2 separate regions of the Homo sapiens genome follow, and region 1 is linked to region 2. Evidence: chromatin contacts called from ENCODE Hi-C or POLR2A ChIA-PET data. All regions are on one chromosome and are shown on one strand. Each heading gives the region's core, a stretch centred on a gene start or an enhancer-like site at or near the end of the contact. The rest is flanking DNA. Distances are from core to core; before and after follow the strand shown. Region 1 overlaps PDE4D (phosphodiesterase 4D). Region 2 overlaps PDE4D (phosphodiesterase 4D).

Region 1 (4,855 bases), core at 2,101-4,600, 210 kb before region 2:
TTTCACTCCTTAAAAAAAAAGCACCGGGGTGGGGAAGCCTTGTTTACTTGATGATTTGTAACCATTTAGCTGCAGATGACCACATGGTGATTTTTGGACAGGAAATCCTATGGAAGCCGGTTCTGCAGAAGTCAGTTGTACTTCAATTGCAATTGCGCATGCCATAAAACTGCTTGTTTGATTAGGGGGTGTGTAGATATGAGGAATGCTGAGATAAAACGTTGCAATCCCTATCACTGATGTTTTGCATTTCTTCATGCTTGCTCCTTTGTTGCAAAAATTCTGTTCAATAATCCCCCAAAAGCACCCCATCACTGTTGATGCCATTTTGGAGCAAGAATAAAATAGTAAACTCTTGTAATAGTAGGTTGGCACTTAAATGGTATTTGTTTGAAATCAGTGGGAGAATGGACTTTGCAGTAGAAGTACACTCAACATTAATATACCACTTTTAACTTAGGTATTTAAAAAGGCTTTTACGCAATTGCTTGATATTAAATGGAATACCGGCAACATTTAATATAACATGCTATTATCTTCATTTAGGATTTCCCCAGTGAGGTCCTGTCATTGCAGAAAATATTACCCAAGATTGGGTGGAGGGCATGTCCCATAAATTCAAAACCTAGTATAAAGAAAACTAATCTTAAAAACCACCATAATTTGGAGAATTTTCATTTTGATCAAAAGATGATCCTAAAAGGAGGATTCCTAGGAGGAAGAAGAACTGGGTGATTCCTTAAAAGCAATGTGAACTTGTAGGTTCAGAAAGATGCCACTACAGCATAAAAGAATCTTGAGAATATTTGTTGAGATTTCCTGTAGCCTAGGCAGTGTCCTCATGACCCCTTTTTGCTAAAGGGACTAAATCTCTTCCATAAGGTCATTTGTAATCTGGCCCAGAAAACTTCAGCCTACATTGTTTTTAACAAGCTTTGAATGTTTTGAATCAAGTAATTAAAATTTTGATATTATATTAGACATTTAAATATTATTATTTAAGAGCTAGGAACATCTACAATGCCCCAGGTCCCATTCTAAGATAGTTACAGTATTACCCCATTTAATCCACACAACAGCACTATGAGTTAAGGACTGTTACTAGCCCTGTTCTCCAGATGAGGCTATTGAGGCACTCAGATGTTAAGTAGCATGTCTGAGGTTAAATATCTAGTGAGTCACTATCTGAATCAAGGAAGTCTGGCTCCAGAGCCTGTACACATTACCACAATATTCTAGCACCTCTGTAATCATAATAATACCACCTTGTTATACTTTTATACTTTCTAAAATATTATTGTTATATGTATTATTTTGGCATCACAGAATTATGCTGAGGAGATTAAGACATTTATTATGCCCATTTTGGAGATGCCAAAAAGATTGTATTTGTTCATTATCAGGCATCTTGTGAGCAGTAGATCTGGAAGAGAATTCAAATTATTTGACTCTGGTTAGTGATCTTTGATCATGATGATGATAATGATGGGTTTTAATTATTTTAAAACTAACATTCAGTCCTTATACAAGAGAGTAGGTCTCCATAGAAAGTAGCAAATGCAAAGATTTTTTAAAAAGATGTAAAAATATATTTTCCTTTGTAATGAACATCATTTATCTGACATTATTTTCTTAGTCCATTTTATTCTACTCTGTTCATATGTCAAACCATCACCTATGGGTGATAGGATAGTAAGAATACCTCTGAATCTTTCTCCACTACCACACAGTTCAACATTCAATACTTGTTAGCTACATTTCCATTTGCGGGCAATGATATAAGCAAAGCACTTTATAAATAAAATACAAATGATTTGGCCATTAAACTACTAAATATACTTAAACTAAGAGGACATTTTAGCTGAATATTTTTAAAGTGAATTTTCGTTGGATTTTTATTTTTATACATGCAACTGTCTAGAATAAAGTCTAACAAATTAGAACAAAAGGAAACACAACTGAGAAACTATGATAAATAACAGAAAAGCCAAATTTCTGCTTGAAAGATAGCAAAGAAAAAACTGTAATTTATTTCACAGTTCAGAGAATCAAGACTACACATTATTAAACAATCCAAAATTGAATATTTTTGCAGACATAAGGCAACAAATATAAAAGAATAGGCTTGCTTAGAAAATAGAAATAACTCATTTCCAGCATTTTATTCCATTTATATTAGAAAGAGGGTCTTAAGAGTTATGTCTACTAATTTATAGGCTGATACTTTACAAATTTAATACTTCCTACATGTATGGCCTTCAAGAAACAACAGTTAGGCAGAACTAATAGGTTTGTAATCTAAAAACAAGTTGTCAAAAATGAAAAAATGTTGTTGGGTTAGGGTAATGCTAATCTATTTTGTTACACTAAAAGATAATCATCCTTTCATGAAACTTTTAAGAAATATCAGGAAGCCAGTTCTGGTTGCTCATGCCTGTAGTCCTAGCTACTTGGAAGGCTGATGCAGGAGGATAACTTGAGCCCATTTCAAGACCAGGCTGGGAAACATAGACTCTGTCTCTAAAAAAATTAAAAAGAAATATCAGGAGTAACCATAAAAGATTATCTTTATGGCTAATCTCAGCCCCATTATTTTTATCAATACAGGAGTGCGAATTATTAGCAGGGCACCACAAATTGGCATAACCTCAGTGAAGTCCCTGCAGCTATGGCATAACCTCAGCTCTACTAGAGCAAAGACTGGTTTGTTGTTTTGTTTTGTGTTTTTTTTTAAATTTTAATCCCACAGCAAGCACAAGAGTAAGTGAACTTATATTAACTACCCTTAAATGAGGCTGATTCAATAAAAAGCTCAATTAATTGATAAACTACAAACTCAGAGCAAACCAAAATACTTTCAACATTTTCATTGAAAGATCGCTTAATGCATCCAGAATCAGAGCCAGAAGTATTAACTAGCCGGTGTCCCACGTCCTTTTCCAATAAAACCCTTTTCTCTCATGGTTATAGGGTTATGCTCATAAGAGTGAAGGTTTTCAAACTAAGTTTCTGGGAACCCTATGGTTTTTCAAAGTTGCATCAGGTCAGCTGAGGGGCAAGGTACTTTGTGCTGGGTCTAGGAAGCCAGGTACTTTGTGCTGTTTCAACAAGAGCTCTTCTGCTTTAACTAGTTTTATCTCAAAGTTTGATAATACATACAAAAAAAGTCTGGCTCTTTAAAAAAAATTACAAAAATGTAACAGTAGAAATACAGAATTAATACTTTCTACACAAATTCTTATCTCTGTAATATCAGTTTCAGTATTTCATCCTCTTAAAATGCCTTCAACTTACACACTTCCTTCACAATGAGCATAAAAGAATGATTAAGTTCAACCTTTATGCTAGTATAAGCATAGTATAATAAAGTCACACCCTAGTTCCTGAGGTTGGGTATTTCCTAGACTCTTTAGTCACTTGTACTTATCAGAGGGTGTGATGAGTTACTTCATTGATTTTCCCTGAGTTTCACTTTCAGAAAGTAACTTTAATGTCAAATGTTAAGGTATATTTTTTTGTCATCATTGCATTTTGGTATAATCAATAGCTAATGTCAATGTTTGCCTCTTAAATAACTTGATGAAATAAAACTCCTGTATATTTAGACATCAAAGAATAAAGACCTAAAAGATGACTTATTTATCTTATATGAATACCAATAATCAGTTCAGATATTTTTGGAAAGTCTCCATTCTTTCAAGAGGCTGGATTACTTTTGTCCCTTAGATGTCAAAAACAAAACACTTGGTCCCTGTATTCTACATATTGGGTTCATATAAATATATTTACACATACAAAAACTTCTATGTACTTTTCTTAGCACATTCTATATACTATTAATAACAGTATAAATACATTATACACAAGGATATAGAAGCTACTGTCACCTGGATATCTTGCAGGATGTGACTTTTTGCCTCAAGCTCCCCCCATAAATATATATTTTTTACCAATAAAAAATAAAATTTACATGAGTTTTCACATGTGTGTATGTATGTGTAATTATACATTTTTTTCTTTTTATTGCATATATCATCAACTAATAAAGAGGTGAGTGTGCCATCAGAATGAGACCTGAGGTGGCTGTGCTTCCAACCCCACCTCCCAGCAAGAAAAGAACATTCAAGACCAAATTCTCTATCTCACCTTTACAGAAAGCCAATCCCCCAGGAACAGAACAGTGTCTTCTTCTCTATATTTATAACACCAAAAACATTGTTGGTACTCAGTCAATGTTAACTAATAACGATGTTGATAGTCATGACTTTCCACTCCTGGCAAGTTCTAGCAAAGTCTGAAGGCATGCTGTTCTGAACATTTATAACTGAAATACGAGAAGCCTTTCATGAAGCCGCAGTTTCAGTTGCTGAGAGTCAGGGAAATGCATCATGTTTCAGCAAGTTGCTAGTAGCTACTACATTCAATTTCTACATATTCTCATAACCCAGGGTACAATCACCAATTAGAAAAGAAAAAATAAATTCATTAAACACCTAGTTTCATCACCTAAAACCAGCAAATGCTTTGTTGGGACTTTTCATGATTCAACTAATATAAAAAGCCATTTTGGATCATACTCCTCAAGGTTAAATCTTCTAATCTTAAATGATAAATTCTTTTACAGAAGAAAAATCTCATAATATGAAATATATTTCATAATTGGAATATTTAGAATGCTTGTTAAATTTTACTTTTAATTTTTTTTTTGGAAGTAGAAGACTTAAAAGCCTAATACTGAAATACAAAGAAGGCACTTAATATTTATACTTAAGAATCAAAAGTGGAAAAATGTTCACAGCAAGTTTAAAGACAAAAAAGTCAAATGTGTATACCATCTTGGAGTCCTAAGATGTGA
Region 2 (5,182 bases), core at 2,219-4,718:
CTCTTATTCAGCAGTATTTCTTTCATTTGAAAACAGCATAATATTTAGATGCCAAATGTGATCATCAAATGCAAGAATATGGATATCCCACTAAGCTATCTAGTTATGCTCAAACCCAAACAAGTAGAAAGCCCTTATGTACAAAGTGATTCTTTTCATGAACTTGGAAATTTTTCAAAATCAGGTTGCTGAGTTCTGATTTGGAGCAGCCTGTCGCAATACCAAATCACCTTTGAATAAACTTATCCTCTCAGCTTTTATTGTTCAGAATTGATTTCGAGGATAGAAATTCCATTTCCTTGTCATATATACCTGAGCCGTTGCATCAAATTGTCAGATCAAACCTAAAATGCAGCACTTCGCAGATGGAGGAGAGACATTCTCTCTAAAAAAAAAAAAAAAAAAGTCAACCAAGTCAGAAGTTGTGAAGCTGCTGAAAAAAGCAAAAATAAACACTCTTAAGCAGGAAAATAGAAGACCTGTTGCTTGTGGGAAATAGATTTTCTAGAAGTTAGATCAGCTGGAAATATTGTCATGGACATGCCAAAAGGCAAGTGAAGGAAATGTACTGAATGTTGTTGGCTTTGCACTAAGAGGATCTCAGGAAGCAGTTCACAAGAGTGCCACCACATGCATGGAAGGACCAGCTCGTTAGATGCTTTGGGCAAATAAAAATTTTCTGTAGAGTTATTTTGTTCTGCTGGAGCCATTAAGTGCTCCTTGCTACATGAAATGGTATATAGCCCTTCAAATGGGGGCATTTAGCAATATAAAATATATTTACCCTGTCCGTTCTTGAGGATCACTCTTTAACTGTAGAGAATATGTCTTCTAAGGCACCAGAGACATCCAGAGATAGAGGGCTGCTGATATTAATAACACATAAACTTTGGGTGAAGGCATAGGGGAAGCCAGCCCTCACTAGAACTCCACTATGCAGGCACCCCGATCTCACACTGCCAGCCTCCACAACCGTGAGAAAATAAGCATCTGTTGTTTAAGCATACCCTCTCTTCATAGGGATTATTGGAGCCTAGAAGAGTGCATGGACACTTTTCATTATTATTATTATTATTTACTAGATTATCACCCCAACAGAATAGGAACTGAATTCCTTTTTGCAAGTAGGTGTTCAATAATTATTTGTTGAATGAATGAATGCTATGGCTACTATATGGAATTTCTAGGTCAAATAGGAGCAGAAGGCTGGGGGTATGGGGGCTTGCACTTGTAATCCCAGCACTTTGGGAGTCCGAGTCTGGAGGATCACTTACACCTAGGAGTTACTAGCCTGGGCAACATAGGGAGATTCCGCATCTACAAAAAATAATAAAAAATAGCCAGGTGTGGTGGCCCGCACCTGTAATCCCAGCTACATGGGAGGCTGAAGCAGGAGGATCACTTGCACCTGGGAGGTTGAGGCTGCAGTGAGCTGTGATTGCACCACTACACTCCAGCTGGGATGACAGAACAAGTCTCCATCTCTCTCTCTCTATATATAAATGCCTGTGTGTGTGTGTGTGTGTGTGTGTGTGTGTGTGTGTGTGTGTTTGTGTGTATGAGACGAAGAGCAAAATTCAATTTAGTCATCGTACCCACATGTAATCACCAAAAAATTTTTTTTAAAAGCTATTTATAACCAAAAATATCTTCTATCAAGTTGTGGTAATATTACATGAAAGCCCATTTTGTTCTGCTGAGCACTTGCGTAGTTCTGGGAGTTAAAAGGTGGATGGAGCAGGAGAGACGTAAAGCACTAAATGCCATTAAGTAAGAAAAATCTGGAGTTCCTATAAGCAATTTTTGAAGTAGGAGAGGTACGGAAGGGTAGGAATGAAAGAAAAAACCCAAGCAAACCTAGCAAAAGGCTAACACCTTCCATATAGAAATCACTGGGTAACTGACTTTTTAAGAATATGAAAGTCTAAACACAGTCACTTCTCACATTATGGTGAACATTGCTTCCATTTCTTCAAACCATCAGTAAAGTGTGGTACAATGCAGAAATCCCATGTGTGAACAAGTTTTGTTTTGTTGGGGCAGAGGGAAGGCTGGTGGTTGGGAAAACTAAGGAAGGGGCTCAGTTCTACCTTGAGCCTCTGTGGTATGGAAAAAAGAGATGATGACAGCTACTGTGAGAGAACTCCTAAACGCAACCAATTTGGCTGAAGCAGAGATGTGGGGCCTGGTGTGATCAAGGATTCATAAAAGCTTTGGAGAGAAAGCAGAACTTTTCACAATCTGTACGATGGGGATTGCAGCCAATTTTATTTAGCCCTCAGGAAATAGGGTGACCCCAGTTGACCCCCAGGGGAAAAAATTCCCTATCTCATAAACAATAAAAATCTTAACTAAAGTTTAATATGATAGCAACCAGAAACAAGGCTTCCTGTTGTCCTCAGACAACCGAAAGTTCATATTCACACACCCAAGTAACCACACCCCCAGCCCCTGCACTGTGCAAGTGAACAGTTTCATTGACAACTTTGGGGTCTGTTTTGATCTTGGAGATCTTGGAGTTAACTGCAGAGAATGACTGGAGTGGATTTTATGAAGAGGTATTTTATAAATGCTTATGTGTAATGATGAGGGAAATTGAAGAAAGTGAAACAAACAGTAAAACCACATGGGAAGAATTCCCGCAGAACATGAGAAACAGAACTTGACTTAATGAATAAAATAACAGATGGCATCTCATTTTTTATTGGGTGTGTAAAGAATGAGAACCTGAAATGCAGGTTTGGTTATTCAAGTGAATTAGTAAAGGAGATTTATGGTTTTGGAAGAATCAGCAGTCATGGGGGGGCAGGAAATGGTTATAAGTGACTTTTAGATTCTGTGCTTGGGTGACTAATGACAAACATAGCATAGTAAACCATCGGACCATATCATGCAAACAGGCTGTGTGAATTAATTTTGTTTTGCTTTGTCTTGCTGGGGAAATTAGAAGGCTTAAACAAAGCAGAGAGAAGACATCTATTGGATTGTCCAAAATACTGTAAAATTTTGGCAATGTGGTATCTATACCAGGCAACTACAACTTCTGTCTTATTTGGTTTAGATACCCAAGGAAGTACAGGGGTACTCTGAAATTTACTTCGAGATACAAATCTTCAATTATTCACAAGCTGGCAGCACAGGTCTTTAAGTCTATTGTCCTTGTACTTCCCTAGAACACATCATCTTGGCACCAGATCTGCTTTACCTCTCAGAAGTTTAGAGCAAAATTCTACGAAAGGCAGGACTTTTAACACTCCCTCACTGTGGGGTGTTTAAAAAGACTATTATGGGGAGAAAAATGAATTGCTGAATAAGTAGTATGTGGAAGAAAGGTCTGTGTTGAATGAAGGGAGGTCTAGTCATTAAAAAAGAAAAAGAAGGCTCAAGCCACAGAGTTTTTATCGTGTGCCTCAGCCACTGGGGAAACAGTTTCAGTGCAGTATTATATATGAAATGTTTCCTATTAGAATCAAAGTTCCCACAATGGAACATGTGCGACAATACTAACTAAACACTACCATCTAGTGGCCAGTTTTGAGAACTACAAAAGCTCGCAAAGTGCATTAAAAACACCGTGAAAGAAATGCAACAACCAATGAAAAGATGTTTAATTTTCCCTTAGTATCAGGGAAAATAATTGATCACACTATATAGTAAATGAAGATATGTGTATCAAGTGCTGCTATTCTCAATTACCCTTAAAACTTAGATGGGCTTGCAGGGAGTCTCAAGTGCATGTTTTGCTGTTTATAGCACCAGTGTAGAGATATTTCCACCAATGACAAATAGGCTGTAAAACATAAAATCCTTTAGAAAAGTGATAAAAATACAATCAGTATGAGGACTTTGCTTCCTCTTCCCCTCCCCACCCCTACCCCCCTACTATCCCTCACACCTAACACCTCTCACAAGTTGCTATTGTATAGCTGGCATAGCTGGAGGAGTAGAAAGAGTGAGCTCACAGTCAGCAAAGCTGTGTGGTGCCTTTGTTCCACACACTTCTGGCTGTTTGAGCCTAGGTTAGTCACTTAACCTTTCTAAGACTCACTTTCTAAAAATACGCAAATATGTAAATTGTTGCTCTTCCAGTCTCCCTGGGTTTAGGGGAAAATAGAATGTGTACAAAAATGCATTGTAAATGCAAATGTGCCATACAAAATTGCTATTAGTTTTAAAATCTCTAAGTGAGGATGATGAGGATGTGAATCTGATATTTGAAGGTGCTAAACATTTTTTTAATTTTTTTTCAAAAAGCCATTTTTCTTAATATTGTTGATTTCCTGAGACAAATATCTTTGATCTGGGTTGAATAATTGTGGGAATTCTCAAGTTTATCCTGCCCCTATACACGCAGCAAAAGAAAGCTAATTAACTTGTCCAAATTTTTACATTGAATCAAAGACGAGACTGAGAACAACTGTCATAGCTTGAGTGTTGAAGTTTATCAATCTAGGAATCCTATTGTGTTGTTAATGTTTCCCCAGTAGTTTCAGTAAGTAATGTAAACCCATGAATCTAAATTATAAAATGGCTACAGGTAAACCATGACACCAAATTTCACTTCATATTTCATTATTCTAAGATACAAGGGCAGAACCTAAAGAAAGGGTAAAATAAAATGGACTTACATTAGACTTACTGACACCATCATTATTTGAGAAAGAGCTATTTCCTAGGTATATTTTAGGAACTTATCTGGTGATATCTATCTATCTACTAACTTTAGGAGTGGGGTGGAATTAATTCTTTTTACAAGATTAGTGAAGTTAGAAACAACTAGTTTCTAATTGATTAAATGTAACCTATTTTCAAGTATCTTCATATGACTGAAATCAATCTGTTTTATTTTCCAAACCAGTGGAATAGACACAGAGTCATTACAACCAGAATGACATGGCATTGTTACAAATCTTAGTATTAAAGCAATACTTCTGTTTTTATGTATAATTATTTTATAATGGAAAATGTCCCTCAAAATCAGACGATTTGTTCCACAATGAATCATCTACTCCAAACAACTCTGTTCCAATAATTAATGACAAGAACAACAAACACTTACCCACCAGATCCTTATGGTAAAGCTAACTTCAGACAGGAAATGCAGAACTCAGCAGAGTTCATTATTTTTCATTTCTAGATCAGAACAAGTTTATCTAAGACTCCAAATAAAGTTCATGCTTTG

Evidence for each region. A loop is a pair of places that touch in the nucleus more often than their neighbours do. ChIA-PET counts read pairs that join two places held with the same protein, here RNA polymerase II (POLR2A). Pooled maps may share reads with other maps.
Region 1: a map of Calu3 shows a loop between it and region 2 (4-fold over the local background). The contact joins two enhancer-like sites. A Hi-C loop is called at or near these places in 1 of 168 maps with a recorded cell type or tissue (Calu3) and 13 of 50 pooled maps. POLR2A ChIA-PET finds 5 or more read pairs at or near these places in 2 of 52 experiments (A549 and MCF 10A).

The regions. Positions count from the first base shown.
Region 1 is chr5:59,587,986-59,592,840 of GRCh38, forward strand. All of the region lies in intron 1 of PDE4D (phosphodiesterase 4D), which reads right to left. Among named protein-coding and RNA genes, the nearest start is that of MIR582, 110 kb to the right of the region's middle. Within about 2 kb of position 3,351, at least 5 of the 41 ENCODE cell types and tissues checked have a DNase peak (open chromatin) inside an H3K27ac peak, as active enhancers do.
Region 2 is chr5:59,796,748-59,801,929 of GRCh38, forward strand. The region is part of intron 1 of PDE4D (phosphodiesterase 4D); the gene reads right to left. LOC105378988 (a long non-coding RNA gene) reads left to right here. Exons shown (of 2, transcript XR_001742413.2): 2 at 1-253. Among named protein-coding and RNA genes, the nearest start is that of PDE4D, 94 kb to the right of the region's middle. RefSeq lists an enhancer at 3,731-4,261. Within about 2 kb of position 3,469, at least 3 of the 41 ENCODE cell types and tissues checked have a DNase peak (open chromatin) inside an H3K27ac peak, as active enhancers do.